Linked DNA regions of Homo sapiens: region 1 is linked to region 2. The links are chromatin loops, found by intact Hi-C in ENCODE. Cell type or tissue: dorsolateral prefrontal cortex. All regions are shown on one strand. Links, peaks and the distances in the headings refer to the core of each region. The heading gives the core; the rest is flanking DNA.

What was found. Peaks named below come from ENCODE experiments on the same cell type or tissue, not always from the same donor. Only the 100,000 strongest peaks of a DNase experiment are listed, where the experiment ranks them.
Region 1: it touches region 2 in a loop (9-fold over the local background); 1 of 110 quality-filtered maps calls a loop at or near these places.

The regions. Positions count from the first base shown.
Region 1 is chrX:13,889,596-13,896,880 of GRCh38, reverse strand. It overlaps a transcript of GPM6B not described here. Among named protein-coding and RNA genes, the nearest start is that of GPM6B, 76 kb to the right of the region's middle. In dorsolateral prefrontal cortex, for the core only: a CTCF peak has its summit at 4,908; a DNase peak (open chromatin) is centred at 4,900; H3K4me3 peaks cover 1,297 bases; H3K27ac peaks cover 5,000 bases; H3K27me3 peaks cover 3,771 bases.
Region 2 is chrX:13,960,020-13,970,718 of GRCh38, reverse strand. No RefSeq gene overlaps it. Among named protein-coding and RNA genes, the nearest start is that of GEMIN8, 65 kb to the left of the region's middle. In dorsolateral prefrontal cortex, for the core only: no CTCF peak of the experiment used is centred there; DNase peaks (open chromatin) are centred at 4,052 and 4,998; H3K4me3 peaks cover 477 bases; H3K27ac peaks cover 3,251 bases; H3K27me3 peaks cover 2,837 bases.

The DNA of each region.
Region 1 (7,285 bases), core at 2,286-7,285, 74 kb after region 2:
AAATTGTCAATATGGCAGAGTGCGGTGGCTCATGCCTGTAATCCCAGCACTTTGGGAGGCCGAGGCAGGTGGATCACCTGAGGTCAGGAGTTCGAGACCAGCCTGGCTAGCATGGTGAAACCCCGTCTCTACTAAAAATACAAAAATTAGCTGGGTGTGGTGGCACACACCTGTAGTCTCAGCTACTTGGGAGGCTGAGGCAGGAAAATCACTTGAACCTGGGAGGCAGAGGATGCAGTGAGCCGAGATCACACCACTGTGCACTCCAGCCTGGGCGACAGAGCAAGACTCTGTCTCAATTTGAAAAAAAAGAGAGAAATTGTCAATATGGGGCCATGTTTTACCTACAAAACTAGCAATTTCATGTTGTTCTGTCTAATATTACTTAGGAACATTTTAATTCTTGCATTAAAAAGTAGCTTTTATAAGCATGAGGGTTAATATCTAGGCATAATGTGTTTTCTGAACAGCTGGCTCTGTTTTTCGTCTCTGTGCAGGATATGATTTCACACCAGTAACCCTTCAACTTGGGGTGACACCTTTCATAGGAGTCATGGTAGTTCTTTCTGTTATTTTTCTAGCCATATGGAGGTCTCATTTCTCTTAATTCTTAAAATGATGGACTACCTGTCTTCTAGCTGTATATTATTTACTTTTTTGTTCATAAGCACCATACTTAAGATTTTTTTCTTTTATTTTTAAGGAGAAAAAAAGGCTGCAGTGAGCTATGATTATGACACTACACTCACCCAGGATGGAGTGCAGTGTCATGATCATAGCTCACTGCAGCCTCGACCTCCTGGGCTCAAGAGATCCTCCTGCCTCAGCCTCCCAAATAGCTGGGACTACAAGTGTATGCCACCACACACGGTTAATTAAAAAAAAAAAAAAAAAGTTTTTCTAGCAACAGTGTCTCACTATGTTGCCCAGGCTGGTTTTGAACTCCTGGGCTCAAGTGGTCCTCCCATCTGGGCCTCGCAAAATGTTGGCATTACAGGAGTGAGCCACCATGCCCAGTCCCATATTTAAGATTTTTCTAAAGCCCTAATTTTAAGATTTTCAAAAATGCTAATTGTATCCTACTGTTTCTGCCCCAAGAACCAGACACCTAGATCTCAAGATATGGACAGGTATTTATTGGAAAGAAATGAGGATTTTGAGGTCATAGAAGTGTCTAAAACATCAAGATTTATTAAAATGATTTTTTACAGCTGATGTTCTAACATTCATTATTGTTTCCTATGATAGAGATACAAATTGAGTCACTTTTCAAACATACTTTACTGTTGAATACCTATAAAAATCTCATGGAACTAGCAGTCCTTAGTATACAGTCAGGAAAATTCTGTTTTACACTAGTCACTTTCCAGAAAGGTTTATTAATAACTGGCTATATAATTCTTTCCCCAGAATATGTTGTTCTTTGTGGATTTTTTCACCCCCCACCCCCAGCTTTTGGTCTATTCCAAAATACACACGGGCTTGACCTAAGAATTTTGCTAAAGGAATTATTCTCCTCTAGGGAAATGAAGCAGCATGTTTCAACACAAGCTTAGAAATCTTAAAACAACTAAAAATGAAAAAAAAAAGTACCAGGTCGTTATTATGTTCTGCAAAAATTAGATTTACGGGTTTTACTGTAGCCATTGTCAATGCCTTACTGAGGGATAGGATCATAGCAGAAAGATGCTAAGGAGCTTATGGTCCCCCTGGGCTGTTGTGATTATGTGGATATATTTAGAAGCTACAAAGAAAGCAGAGCATCAGCTGAGATGCCCCAGTAGACACTCTCAAATTCAGATCTCTCCCATTATGAGAAAAACCCTCAAAAGAAAATATTCACTTGGCAAGGAATGAAGAGCTTTTTTACTCACCAAAATGATGTCGTAATGTTTCAGGGAGAACAGTGACTGCGACTTACTTATTATTGTCATTTATATCTCCTAGGGCTGAACAGTTGTCAGAGAGGATAAGAGATAGGGGGAGTGTATGGGAGGCCTGCTTTGGTTCTCTGCTTATATAAACCTCCACATTTTAGCAGATTTATGTTTCATCCTTAAAATGAGTTAAAAACAGCAGACCCTTTTGTTGCAGATGCAAGATATAACATGTAAAGTGGTTCCATAGCAAATTGCTATTTAGAAAAGAACCCAACGTTATTTTTAACCAACTGTTTGATCTCCTGTATTCTTTCTTATGTGGTTTTATGAATTTTTGTTTCACTTGTAAATAATCGGTAGCAAATGAGTGTGTGAGGCTATGATTTAATTTGTAACAAGGTACAATAAAATACCTCAGCCTGTGACTCAACTATTTTAAGAGGACAAATATGCTAAATAGGAATATTCGTTTCTAACCCTATAGTAAATGAAATGTACCTAAGATCCATGGCTGAAAAAACCTGCCTTATACAAATTCACATAAGAGAGATCAAATGTGGTGAAGGTTGCTTGATAAACTTCTATTGTCTAGCTTGTCTGATGAGCTAGATTTCACAGTATTATGTCCAGATTTACCACAATAATACTGCATAGTTTTTTTCAAGTCTTCGATCTAAGAGGTTCTAGTTTGAAGAGGAGGGGTTCTGTGTCATTCATACAGTGGCTGTGATGCACATCCGTTTGATCTGTGGGCTCATTTAAAGGCTTAGTGGACTGAAATGTTTTGGGGTCACCTGGAGGGGATCAGTGTGTCTGGGCTTTGCTTCCCTGTCTTCCTTACGTATGTGGAAACGGTGAGTGTTGTTCCCTGAGATGTCCTAGAGAGACAACCTTTTCCCAAGTGACAGTGAGTTTCCGTCTTGGAATCAGCTTTGCTTATCCCAGGGAGGATCCAGGCCTGGCGCCAGCAAGTTCTCCCCATGAGGTCTCTGAGGATGTGGAGAGAAGGAATGCCCTGCAGAGTTTCAGCCTGTTACTCTAAACCTCCAGGCATGTTTAAGACCCCTTGGGAGAAGAGGAGGGAGACCTCCATCCGTTTACAACATCTCTGCACAGAAGGCAAATTCTCTTCTCTTGCATAGTACCCTAATGGCAAAGGCATACATGCACCAGGCTCAATTACTTTTAGTGAAGAAAATAAACCAGATCTGTGGAAGGCTTCCCTTCAGTGACTTGGGGAACTCTAGTTTATGAGTGAAAGTAAAGATACGAGCTAGTAGGTGACTTTTGGTGTATGAGCCCTTATTTGTGGGGTATTAAAAACCATGGGCTATCCAGTAACTCAGTAACTCAGGACACACACAGCATTTTGTGGTCCCTGATGTCTTTCTTCGTTTTGGCTGCTGCTTTGGCCATTCAGTCAAATTTGACCATTGGTTTTCATTAAGATTGGCCCTCAGATACAGAGCAGGGAAAAGAAATGAAATTTAAGCTTGTACATGATATAAATTGTCATCAACTCCATTAATGTGTTGGTCAGAGAGAAGGCGGAAGCCAATATTTGACAGGAAGCATGTTTTTTTTTTTTTGTAGATTCAGTGTGACCACCACACCGTCTCGTGCTTGTAGGTAATTTAATTTAACCTAGGAGGAAAATCTAGTCATTTGAGAAACTAAGATAATTAATTATATGCTTTTAAGATGGAGTTCTTAGATGTGAGATCTTGGAGATCCCTGAGACCATGTTTAAGAAATGCTACATTTGTACTGAAAATCTTTGACTTGATATTAAGTTATGATAAACACAACTGCCAATTCAGGTATGTAATTTAGGGATGAAATCTGATCATAAAATGGCCGTCTAGATCAGAGTTTGGCAAAGCATGACCCATGGACCAAATCTGGCCCGCTGTTTTTGAACAGCTCACAAGCTAACAATGGTTTTTAAATGTTTATTATGTATTTGTTTTTGAGTCATGGTCTTGCTCAAGTCACCCAGGATGGGGTACAATGGTGCAATCATAGCTCACTGTAACCTTCAACTTCTGGGCTCAAGCAATCCCAAGTAGCTGGGACTGCAGGTATGCACCACCATACCCGGTGAAGGTATTTTATTTTTGTAGAGACATGGGATCTTGCCCAGGCTGGTCTTGAATTCCTGACCTCAGTACTCCTGCCTCGGCCTCCCAAAGTGCTGAGATTACAGGTAAAGATTTTGTTATTTGCAAAGAGCTTTTCAGAGGAGGGACTAAAATGATAATTCACCCTGTATTTACTGGGTAAACAGTATTAAGACCCCAGATTTTGCCAGTAGCAGTGGCATGTGCCTGTAGTCCCAGCTACTTTGGGAGGCCAAGACAGGAGAATCACTTGAGCCCAGGAGTTTGAATCCAGCCTGGGTGACAGTGAGACCCCATCTATTAAAACAAAACAAAAAACAGATTTTGTCTGAAGAAGTGAGTATTCTTGGACTTCTCAAAATGTCAGTTTGGAGACAGTTTTGGTAGGCCACTTGGTATATAAGCATGGACAGAAATTGATTGTGTGTGTTGTATTAGGTTGGTGCAAAAGTAATTGTGGCTTTTACCATTAAAAGTAATGGCAAAACCCGCAAATATTATGATCTATGTTAGTCCATGTGAGAGCATATTTATGGAGAATACTGACATGATTTGTCAAGTTAGTAGACAAATAATGACTGAACACTCAAAGGCAACATGATTATCCTCCAGCTGTGCCTAGGAGATTCTTGATACCATTTTACTATGTCAATATTCAGCTACGTGGACAACCGCTATTGTTTTGAACGCTCGCTTTTCCTTGAGAAAGGGATTTCCAGAAAAAGAAATTCTGTCATAGCACCAAGAGCTATGCTGGACAGGAGGTTCAAATGTTCATTTTTCTGGCCCTGAAATGAAATGCTTCTTAGGTACACAATTTGCTGTCCAGGTCTAGAGCCGAGCCCAGCAAGAAACATGCCCAGTGCATGGTAGGCAGAATTTTCTGCCTGTGGACTTTCACAAGGCTGCATTGTGGGAACAGAAGCTGCTCAGATTGTTCATTGTTCTGTGACTCCTATTTGGCAGCCAGTGGAGAATTCATTATGCAGTGACTGGCATACTTTTCTTCTGTTTTTTCCCTGCCCTGAGTACAGCAGTGCATCCGTGCTCTCTGTAACCCCTTGCTTCACCCCTTACTGTTCTAATCTTCCCCTCCTTGCCTTCCTCCAGCCTCACTGCTTTGCAAAACCTAGAGACAAGCAGACTTAAATCATATGAACTGATTAGGGGATCAATTTCCCCCAATGCTGAGGAAACACACTTTGTTCTCACATTTGGGTGGGTGAGCCTGCCACCAAATATTAAACACCCACGGACACATAGCAGTGCGTCGGTTCCCCTTTTGGGGACTGCAAGCTCAGACAAATGTCCACAATGGCGAACATGCCACATTTCTCCCTCTGTGTTTCCGCCCCCAAAAGTGTGGCCTCCTGGGCTGAGAGGAAGAAAATTGAGAAGCAGCTCTTTCAAAATTACCATTTGCAGGGTTTGTTGTTGTTGTTGTTGTTGTTTGGTTTTTTTTTGGTTTCTATCTGACTTGCTTTGTAAAGCTGGAAGAAAAGATTAGCATGACTCCGAAAGCACTATTTTTTATGAATTCCAGAGCAGCAGTTCTCAACCTTTAAAATGTATTTGAATCACCTGGGGGTCTGGTTAATATGCAGATTCTGATTTGTTGGGTCTGGGGTGGGGCCAGATTTCTAATGACCTTCCGGGTAATGCTGAGACTACTGGGCCATGGACCACCACATTTGAATAGCAAGTATTAGGTTGGTGCAAAAATAATTGTGGTTTTTGCCCTTTTTTTTGAAAGTAATGGCAAAAACTGAAATTACTTTTGCATCAATCTAAACACTAGTTCAGTGGCTCTCAACCTTGGCTGCACGTTGGGATCACCTGGGGAGCTTTAAAAACTACTGATGCCAGAGCCCCACCCTCAGAGATTCTGGTTTAACTGGTCTGGAGTGTGATCTGAGCCTAGGGAGTTTTTTAAACGCCTCAGATGGTCTCAATATGCACCATTGTGGTTATATTGCAGCTTTACAGGTGTAAGAATCGGATTTGTTCTCTTAAAAGGGAAGATAAGTCTTCTTTTTGGTCCTAGGTCAATCTGAGCTGAGTTCTTCAGCCCTTGAAGAAAGAGCATCCTTCTAACTCACCAGTTCTCAACCAGGGGACATCTGGCAGATGCGTTTGGTTGTCACAACTGGAGTTGGGGGTGCTACTGGAATTAAGTGGATAGAGTCCAGGGGTGCTACTAAACATCCTACAGTGCAACAGCTCCCCACAGCAAAGAATGAAAGGGCCCCAAGTATCGATGGTGCTGAGACAGAAACCCTGGTATAGCTTACCTCACTCCTGCCCTCAAAAGGCTGGGAAGTTCAACACTTCCTTCTTCAATGACTATTGAGAGTAACTAACTAATAGTGTTACAACAAAGGGGTCCCAATCCAGATCCCAAGAGAGGGTTCTTGGATCTCATGCAAGAAAGAATTCAGGGCGAGTCCATAGAGTAAAGTGAAAGCAAGTTTATTAAGAAAGTGAAGGAATAAAAGAATGGCTACTCCATAGAGCCATTTTATGGTTGTTTCTTGATTACATGCTAAACAAGGAGTGGATTATTCATGCCTCCCCTTTCTAGACCATATAGGGTAACTTTCTGACGTTGCCATGGTATTTGTAAACTGTCATGGCGCTGGTGGGAGTGTAGCAGTGAGGACAACCAGAGGTCACTCTCATCACCGTCTTGGTTTTGGTGAGTTTTAGCCAGCTTCTTTACTGCAACCTGTTTTATCAGCAAGGTCTTTATGACCTGTATCTTGTGCCGACCTCGTATCTCATCCCGTGACATAGAATGCCTTAACCATCTGAGAATGCAGCCCAGTAGGTCTCAGCCTCATTTTACCCAGCTCCTATTTAAGATGGAGTTGCTCTGGTTCACATGCCTCTGACAATAGCACGTAGCTAATAGCATTTCTTTCATGTCTAATTCTGTTTTACAACACACTACTGTCGCAAGTATTCTGAACTGGAAAGTCAGTCTTCCTCCCCTGTAAAATTAGGCTATTGAAATACAAGCTTCCAAAGTCCTTTTCAGTTAAAAAAAAAATTATGTGATTGGCAGGGGGAATGGGGAGTAGTTATTTCATGGTTACAGATTTTCTGCTTCTGGTGATAAAAAAAAAAAAGTTCTGGAAATGGGTGGTGAGAGTTACATAACTTTGTGAATGTCGTTAATGCCACTGAACTGTAAAGTTCATGTTATGTATAGTTTACCACAATTTTTTTTAAAAAAAACCATGATTCTGAGATCATTGGTTGAACCATAAACCATATGCTTGCCTG
Region 2 (10,699 bases), core at 2,272-7,271:
ATAATGTACAGTCATGGTAGATAACTTGAGAAAGCCAGAGGCATATTAATAGATAAGAAAAAAATTTACCAATAGAATACCTCCCAGATACAATACCTTTAACATTTTGGTGTATTTCCCTCTCAGTTATCTGGTTTTATATAGCTAGATTCATAAAACACATATACTGTGGTATGCCACTTAATCACTCAACCTAATATAATTAGCATTTTATCACTAAAAGAATTACTTATTCTAATGGAAACATAATATTCTATTTTATGACTATATAAAATTTAACCAGTCCACTAAATTATTAGTCTTCTAGGTTATTTCCACTTTTTCACTACTATGGATAATGCTTTATTATTTATAAATAATGCTTCAATGAAGATTTTTATGCATAAATTTTGGTCTGCATTTTAGATTTGTTTTCCTTAGAACAGATTCCAGAGGTGGAATTAGCAAGTCAAATAGAGAATATATTTTAGGTTTTTGATACTCACTATCAGATTACTCTCCAAAAAGGTCATGCCTATATAAATCCCCATAACTTTACTAAAGTCATAGACAACTTTTAAGGAAAAAAAAATTCCCTAATTAGTATCATCCTCCTTTAAAAAGATTTTTTTTGAGCGAGCCATAATTTCACACATCATATGCATAGCAGAGAGAGTGAAAAATAAGATTCTGAGTATGAAGGAGTCATTAGAATTTTAAACCAAAGCTGCAGTTAAATTATGATCCTCCTTGAGGAGTACATATGAAACCCAGTGCACATTGGACATGCTTTATAGGCATCGAAGTAGTCATTACTAAATATATGTGGTTGCTAAGATACAAAACTGAGAACTAAGAATTAAATTTAACATGTTCTCCTCAAATTGAGTTATTTCAGGACTAGCCTTCTCTTCTTTATAAATGGCATAATATGGAGACATTCGTGACAAATTGGTGTTCGGCCAGAAGAAAAGAAATGGGCAGAATTAAGAGGAGATAAGAAGTAGGAAGATGTGGGTTCTAGAACAAGGCCTTACTTCCTAATTTCATGTCAGTCATTTGACCCTTTGGGTCAAGTATAGTGGGAATAATATTGCTTGTCTTGTCTCATCTACCTCACAAAGCTTTTTGAAGGTCAAATATGCTAATAAATGGCAAAGTGACATACAACGAGAGGGTGTTATTACCACATTGAAGTCTTAGGCCCACTGCTTTGGAAACTTACATGTAATGAGGTTCTTTAAATTGCTGTTGCTGGGTTTCTTTTGCGTTCAATTAAAGAAGATTCAATGATCTGTTTTTGGTGAAATCCATTCAAAAAGGAAAGAATGGTAATGCAGGCCATAATTCTGAGCACCCGATTAGACTGAAGCTTCCTAAAGGGAAAGGATTGTATCTCATTCTCCCATGCGAACAAGTGTCCAAAACCCTGTTAGGACAAAGTAAGATTATACACTCCTGCTTTGTCTTGTTTCTCAATGGTGTATTATAGATGAGGACAAGAAAGAGGCTCATGGACTAATTTCTTTCCTACCCCACCCCTACTTGCTTTTCCATATTCACCCTGAGCTGCCAGGCAAGCTACTGCTCATCACTCAAGTCAGCTCTTTCCCTGATCCCATCAATCCAGTCCCAGTCTTCCATTAGTGCCCAGTTCACCTGGTCACAACACCGTCTCATTGGATGCTATGATGCTTTCTTCCCCACTGGCTGACCAGGCTCCACGGACCTGCCCTGCCATGTTATGCCCCTTTGTATCTGCTTCGGTGCCTAGCACAGGCTCAACACATGACCTCCCAGTAAAGGAATGGCTGGGTTTTCAAAGGCCTGGGCCACAAAAAAGGCAAATGCTCACCTGATGAAAAAGAAGTCATTATGTATCTTGGTTCCAGAAACATAGCCATGAGCCAACCTCTACATAGATACATTACTACATACTTACATGTGTTTATGTATACATATATCCAGGATTCTCTTGGTAACACAAAATGTTGAGAATAGTAACAAGTTGAGGTTACTGAGGCCTGATACTAATCATGTTGAGGTCTTACATGTAAATAGAATTGGAGTATAGTCAGAAGGGCAGAGGATTTTTTAATCTGGTTCTTTTCAATTTTCTATCAGAAACCTAATTCAGTGGTTCTCAGTCATCTGATGATTCTGTATAGCAGTGGAAACTTTAATAAATAACTGATGTCTGTGATTCAGGTGTAATTGATCTGGGGTAGGACTTGGGTGTCCGTACCTTTCAAAAGCTCCCCAGGGGATTCTAATGTGTAGTCAAGACTGAGAACCATTGCTCTAAACTGTCTGGGGTGGAGATGACTCATCGAACTAATTAAACCTTCAGGTTGAACACACTAGGCTTCCTGGGCATCTGTATAAAGTTTCTTGATCGCTCCCACACTCTCCCTCTTTCACTCCCTCACTCTCTCATTCTTTCTTCTATTTATCCAATAAATTGCTTTGGAATGAGTCTCCCGCTTTTCAATTCAATCAGGAAGAGCCCAGATCCTGATGGTTCAAATTGAAGCAACCTGGGATCTTTAAGGCCCAGGACATAATGGTATAAATCATGGACTGTGAAAGGATGAGACAATGCCATTGGTTCCCTCTCCTACTTCAGCTTGTGTTATATGGGTGGCCTTAATGATGGGAGGGCATTGGAGAAGCCCAGAGTAAACACTGATATGCTGGGATTTACCAAACCTCCGAAAAATTTCACTCTTGGAATCAGGCACAGACTACGTGAAATACCATCTGACTCCCATGTTATGAATACTGTGTGGCCAATAAGTATCCTAAGATTCTCTGAAGCAGGCAGTTCCTGCAATTTTCTTTTGAGTCCCATGACTCTTGGGGTAGGGTGGAGGATGGATGAAGATGTGTGTCTCAGTGTCAGTGAAACAAAAGCACTCTTTACGTAACTCATCCTTGCACAGGGGGAGCCAATCGTGGCCAATCTCTGACTGTAAGTTCCCAGAGGGCTTAGTTCTTTTTTCCGATGGTTCTGATCATCACTGCCTCTTACGAACAGATGATCACCCAGCAGACGCTCAATGAATATCTACAAAACAAACGCCCTCTAGCTCCTCGGTATTTCAATAAACCATTGACGCCCCATATTTGCTTGTTCTCAAGTCAGAAATTGTTAACTTAGAGACACACAGGCCCTGAGGTTTCTTCCATTGGCTTTTTAAAGGTGTAAGGTATGAACCACAAGGGTACAAGGGGCAGGAGTGAAATAACATGGGTACCTTCCTGGTGCCATGTCTCTCTGGGGAGGGATGGTGCTCTCCTGGAATGTATTGATGAACCAAGAGGTCTCAAAAGACTGGCCTGCAGGCTCGCTGGCAGCCACCTAGCTGGGTCCTGTCCCACGGTCCTACATGGATCATCTCCCTGACAACCAGCATCTTAGCATGATTCAGATGAATATTACTTCTAAAACCCTGAGCTTCACAATTCTCCCAAAAAATTGCATTATCCTGGGAGCTGATTCAACTGATGCTCCACTCAAATTTGATTGCTATAGTCACAGTCTCAACTATCATGAGGATTGAAGAAGTAAAAATCCATGCAGATCATGATACTTTTCAGAAAACATCAAATAGCAATTGTGCCATGTCTTTTATCTCAGTGTGTTGGTTCTTTTTTTGTCCCACTATTTCTTTTTTTGTTATTACGTCGCAGAACCAAGGTTTTTTTTGTTTTTGTTTTTGTTTTCTAAAAGAAACGATTACAAAAGATTGCTGTTTCCGCTGCCTATGAAAACAGAGGAAGCTAGTCCTAAGGCTTCTGCTGGAAGGAAGCCCTATTTCTATTTTCATTGGAAGGTTCTCAAAGCAAGTTAATGAGGATTTCTCAGGGCCCGATGTTTGCCTCTTGCCCTCCATAATGTCAGCCAATTATCATGCAGATATATTTCATGAAATTCCATGGAATAGATACATTTCATGGAGCTTTTTCCTACAGCATTTTTTTTTTTTCAAATCCTGGAACAGGCCATTCCCCCAACAGATAGCATGACTTTTAATTACACCAGACAGCCTGACTCCAAGCCACGAGTGCCCGGGCTGGGCCGCAAGAATGCCAGCAGAGGCCTCTTGACATTCACGCTCATTTCTGAATCGGATATTGCACCAGTTTTCCAGCTTCCGATTTCTGTTATAGCATCAGATTTTGGTTTTAATTGGCTGCCAGAAATAAGCAAGCATTTTTACAGGGTAGGAGGCTGTGGAGTTTTAGGAAACTCTGCCATGATGAGTTTAGAAAAACTGTCAGACAAAGCAATGTATTCTTTCCTTTCTGTCTGATGTTGAATTTAATTCCTAGATTTATAGGCTATTAAATCGGCCTACCTGAAACTCGTTTGCAGATATTGCTAATTGTGATAATAGTGGCATTTCTCAAGCATTCCTTCCTTATGAACTAGGCATTCATATGCCTAAAAATCCCGTGCCTTGGGCAGGGGTGAGCCTGCTGGACAGGGAGCCATGAGACCCAGGCTGTAACCTTGATCCTGCCACTCCTCGGTTGTGCTATTTTGGGCAGGCACTTTCCTGAACCTCCTTTTCTTTCTTTCTTTTTTTTTTTTTTTTCCTTAAATTTCTCTAAATCTCTGTTTCTTCTTTATAAAGTTATGTGTTGGGCTGCATGGTCTATTTCAGGTCCCTTCCAACATCTACAGTACTAAGTAGATACAAATTCCTAAAACCTCACTCAGCCCAATTTTAAAAAATGAAAGACACAAGAAGAGAAAAAGAAAAAAAATTAAAAAGAACCAAATAAATAATTCGGGTATTTTTTTGCTCTTGCTAAGCTTTTAGTTCTGTGAATACCAGTTTTTCCTATTATGTTAGTGGGAAGGATAGAAGGGCTTAAAAAGAAGAAAAGAAAAAGGCAGAAATAGAAAGCAGAGGCGCCAAAAAGGGAAGAGGCAAAGAGAAAGAGCCAAGTAGCGTGGGACAGAAGCTGCATCCCCCGGGCCTGCTGTTCCCCTCTTCTGCCAGTAGCCCTGAGAACTGCGACAAAGCACAACAGCGCGAGATGCTGGCAGCATTTCCCACTCTTATGGTCATAATATAATGGGTCATAGTATAACTTGCTTCAACAAATAATGAGAGATCCCCTCTTCATATTTGAGGAATGGCAGTCTCAGGCCTCCAGAACTTGCAAGGAGATTGGGGAGAAAAGATGTTCACAGAGAAAACAATTTCAGGAGACAGAGAATTCAATCCAAGGTTATGTGGTAGAGACAGGACGTTGTGGAGCGGTAGGAGAACAAGGGGACCTGGGTGGACTGAGGAGGTCTGAGAATGCAGGGGAGAGGTGGAGCTGGATTGAACTTGAGAGTTGTTTGCAGGCAAGAAAGAACCGGAAGGACCTTCTAGATCCATCCATTCTTTCTCCTGCCGCTGCTCCATCATGTGGCGGGGGCCTTTGGGGCACAGCTTCCCTACTTTTCTTCAGGTATTCAGTTATTGTTTTAAATCAACCTGCATATATCTGTTATTAATGAAAGAATCAGCACTTTTCTTCAGACAGAACCATTTGTCCAACACATTAAACATTTCTATTTCCTACTAATGTGGGTCTAATTTCCTGAAAATTTTTATTATTTATGTTTTTCCATTAAGACCTCGTTCTGCAGTGGATTTCACCAGGCTCAATTGATGGACTCATCCTCTCATTTGGAGTTTTACATTGTTATTTGCATGATGATCCTACTAAAGTGTGAATGATTTATTACTTCTTTTTTCCATTCCTCCATCTCTGGAGATCTGTGTTTAGGTAGGGAGGCTAGGGGGCACCAAAGAGAGAAAATAAACTCTCCTTTTTACAGGTGGTTCAGTTTCACTCACTGTAAGAATCATCCCCTCAGACTCAGGCAAAAAAAAAATGGTCCGATTTCTGCTCTAGGGGCCCATTTCTAAAAGATGCCTAATGTCTGGATTTCACACACACAAACACACACACATGCACGCACACATATCCGAAAACTATGGCTTAGAAAAAGACCAAATCTAGATCCAGAATATATAAAGAACTCTTGCAACTCAATAATAATAACACAAATAACTAAAATAATGGGCAAAGGAGTGGAATAGACGTTTCTTCAAAGAAGATATACGAATGACCAATAAACAATGAAAGCTGTTCAATAACATTAGCTATCAGGGAAATGCAAATCAAACTCACAATCAGATACCACTTCACACCCACTAGGATGGCTATAACAAGAAAGATAGACAAGAACGAGTGTTGGTGAGAATGTGGAAACGATGGAACCCTCATACACTGCTGGTGTGAATGTAAAATTATACAGCTGCTTTGGAAAAGACTTTGGCAGTTTCTCAAAAAGTCAAACACAAAATTATCATGCCACCCAGCAATTCTACTCCTAGGTGTATACCCAAGAGAAATGAAAACATATGTTCACACAAAAACTTGTACACAAATGCCCATAGCAGCCTTATTCATAATAGCCAAAAACTGGAAACAACTCAAATGTCCATGAACCAATGAATGGATAAATACAATGTGGTCCATCCATAGAAGGGATATATATTATTTGGAATGGAATATTATTCAGCCATGAAAATAATGAAGTACTGATTCATGCTACGACATGCATGAACCTTGACAACATTATGCTAAGTGGAAGAAGCCAGTCACAAAAGGCCACATAATGTGATTCCCATTTACATGAAATGTACAGAATAGGCAAATCTATAGAAGCCGAAAACAGATTAGAGGTCGCCTGGTGTGGGGAGAGAGGGGGTGGCAGCTGGGTTGGTGGATAATTGGAAGTGACTGCTAACTAGCCTAATGTTTCTTTTAGAGGTGATGAAATGGTCTAAAATTGATTATGGTGATGACTGGTACTGAAAACCATTTAAATCTTACACTTTAAGAAAAGGTGTTCCAGAAAAAAGAAATTCCAAATATTTGTCCCACTTTTGCTTGCTGACAGGCATGAAAAACGAAGGGACAGAAATCAAGCGACAATGATTCAATTGCTGCTACTTTCTAACACAATGCACCAAAACAGTTAAAACTGGTGCCCATATATTTCAATGAACCAGTCCTGTTGGCATAAATGGTTATAGGGCACATCTCATAACCTATGACGGAGGACATCATCCTGGAAGAAAAGAATCCTTGGTTGGGAGCAGGTCATCCCTCCGCAATGTCACTAGGCATCTTCCAGGACTGGCATCATTTTCACAGGCTGAAACCAGGCCGAGTTGTTCAGGAGGCAGAGGTGAGGTATTATCACTCTGTCGTGGAATCTAGATGAAAAAACAGATTTCCGTGCTCAGAAAAACAAGTTCCCGGTTTAGACACACTTCCAGACAATGTAGCACTGATTTCTTAAAATGTTCTTTTTTGAGTGTTAATTACCAGGAACCCAGCAATTCCACTTTTGGAAATCCATTCTAAAGAAAATCTTAAATTAAAAAAAAGTTATGTGCGCTAAGACATTTATCACAATATTGTTTACATTGGTGAACAGTTGCCCAAAAATTGGGGAAAGGTGAAATGAACCATTCCACAAGCATAATGCCATTGAAGTAATGGTGGTAAAACTGATTTTAAGACAACGTTCATTGAAAAAGCATTTTAAAGGAATGTACAGCATGATGTGGATGTACAGTATATGTATATGAAAATATACCCATTGTAAAAATAGTGGTTACATTACATTAGAGTCTTAGGAAAGAAGGTGATATTTTTCTTTTTTATCTTCTCCATTTTTCTATAATGAGATTTAATTACTTTTAGGATAAAACAATTTTTTAATCATTGGAAGAATTAAAATTGTACCTTTGCCTTTTAGAAAGCAATTATAGGCCTGGCACAGTGGCTCACGCCTATAATCCCAGCACTTTGGGAGGCCACAGTGGGAGGATTGCTTGAGGCCAGAAGTTCGAGACCAGCCTGGGCAACATAGGGAGATCCTGTCTCCGCAAAAAAATACAAAAATTAGCTGGGCGTGGTAGTGCATGCCTGTAGTACCAGTTACACGGGAGGCTGAGGTGAGAGGATCACATGAGCCCAGGAGGTTGAGGCTGCAGTGAGCTGTGATCACGCCACTGTACTCCAGCCTGGGCAACAGAGCAAGACCCCGTCTCAAAAAAATATATATATGTAAAATAATAAAAATAATAAAAATGAAAGCAATTATGGCTATGAAATACTGTCTGTATTTTCTGGTTGTCCAGAACAGGACTGTTTTTTTTGAGACAGAGTCTCACTCCATCGCCCAGGCTGGAGTGCAGTGGTGCAATCTTGGCTCACTGGAACCTCCACCTCCCGGGTTCAAGCAATTCTCCTGTCTCAGCCTCCCGAGTAGTTGGGTCTACAGGCACCCACCACCACACCCTGCTAATTTTTGTATTTTTAGTAGAGACGGGGTTTCTTAAGCTTTAATGTGTGTGCAAATCACCTGGGATCTTGTTCAAATGCGGGTTTTGACTCAGCAGGTCTTGGGACATGAGATTCTGCATTTCTAATAAGCTCCCAGGGCTGCTGCTGCTGCCCCATGTTCTTGGTCTATGCAGCACTCTTGGAGTAACAAAGGGCCTAAGAGTTTCTTCAGAGAAATTGTCCACAAAACAAAAACAGACTAAAATAACACTGAAAATCATTAAATTCAGGAAACGGTTTCTATACAATTGGTAGTGTGGACATCCAGGTAGCCAAACTTGCCCCTGGGTTTTTAAACTGAAAGGCCAGTTTTTGTCCCTATTCAGTGACTTGAGTTTAGTTCAGAGATCTTGGAAGCAATCCATGATTCCTTCCCTCTCTACAAATTGACCCCCAGCTGTTGGCTTTCCAAGAATAAAGCAATCAAAAGTCGGTAGACCTTTTCCGTGAAACGTTGTACAATACTCACTTTTCCCCTGGGGCTTTCACTGGGTCACTGGGCAATAACTTGCCTGAACTTTCTCCAATCTGCCAACTATACTAAAAAGTAGAGACGCTTTTCTGCTCTGCATCCCTCAGGTACAAAGGCTCATAGCCTTTACATGCTGCTGCTCATGGTATTGCCACAGTGTTCAGATAGTGATTGTATTAGTTTCCTGCTTGTGCTGTAACAAATTACCACAAACAGAAATGTATTTTCTTATAGTCCTGGAGTTCAGAAACATAAAATCAAGTTGTTGGCAGGGCCATATTCCTTCTGGAGGCTTCAGGGGAAAATCTTTCCTCCACTGGCAAAATGCATCATTCCAACCTCTGATTTCATTGTCTATTGTCACATCTCCTTTTTCTACTTCTCGTCCTCCTGCCTCTCTCTCTCTCTCTCTCTTTTTTTTTTTTTTTTTTTTTTGAGACAGAGCCTCACTCTATTGCCCAGGCTGGAGTGCAGTGGTGTGATCTTGGTTCACTATAACCTCTGCTCCCAGGTTCAAGCGAGTCTCATGCCTCAGCCTCCGGAATAGCTGGGACTACAGGCACGGGCCACCACACCCAGCTAATTTTTGTAATTTTTGGTAAAGATAGGGTTTCGCCCTGTTGACCAGGCTGGTCTTGAACTCCTCACCTCAAGTGATCTGGCTGCCTCCCATAGTGCTGGGATTACAGGCATGAGCCACTGTGCCTGGCCCCACTTCCCTCTTATAAGGACCCTTGTGATGACATTGGGCCCACCCAGATAATCCAGTATAATCTCCCTCCTCAAGATCCTTAACTTAATCACATCTACAAAATCCCTTTTACCATATAATGTAATATAGTCAAAGGTTCCAGGAATTAGGATATGGATATTTTTGGGGGGTGATGTTGTTCAGCCTATCACAGCAGTCTAAATGCAGCCCGTAGCTACTTGCCCTTTGTTGAGTATGTTTCCTTCTTTCTATTAATTGTTTGGTTGACACCCAGGGTTAGCCATAGCTTACCATATGTAAGCTCAAGTAAGCGCACTATGTTAGTTTTTTATTACTACATAACAAATTACCACAAATTTAGTGGCTTAAAACAATGCAAATTTATTACCTCATAGTTTCCATAGGTCAGGAGTCTAGGCATGGCATGGCTGGATTCTCTGCTCAGGGTCTTTTTAGTCTGAAATAAAAATGTTGGCAGGCCTACATGACGTTTTGGAGGCTCTGGGGAATAATGTTCTTCCAAGTCCACTCAGGTTGTTGGCAGAATTCATTTCCTTATGGTTGTAGGACTGAGGCCCCCAATCTCAGCAGGCTGCCGGCTGAGAGCCCCTCTCTCAGGTCCTTAAGGTGCCCTGCATTCATTTCATTCTTGTGTAGCCCCTTTCAATCCTCAAGCCAGCAGTGGTGAGGTTTCAAATCTCTCTGGCTTCTTTCTGCCTTCCTCTTGTCCAACCAGCCAGAGAAATTTCTCTGCTTTTAAGAGCTCATATTATGTGATATTAGATGAGACTATCCAGGTCATGTCCTTTTTTTTTTTTTTTTGAGATGGAGTCTCGCTCTGTCGCCCAGGCTGGAGTGCAGTGGCACGATCTTAGCTCATTGCAAGCTCCACCTCCCAGGTTCACGCCATTCTCCTGCCTCAGCCTTCCAAGTAGCTGGGACTACAGGTGCAGTAATGTCCCTTTCAAAACTCAGCTATACCACATAGCATAACACAATCACAGGAGTAGTAGCTCATCACATTCACAGTTCTGGGGATTAGGGAATATAAAATCTTGGGGGATTCATTTTTAGAATTCTGTCTATTTTACTTATGCACACAT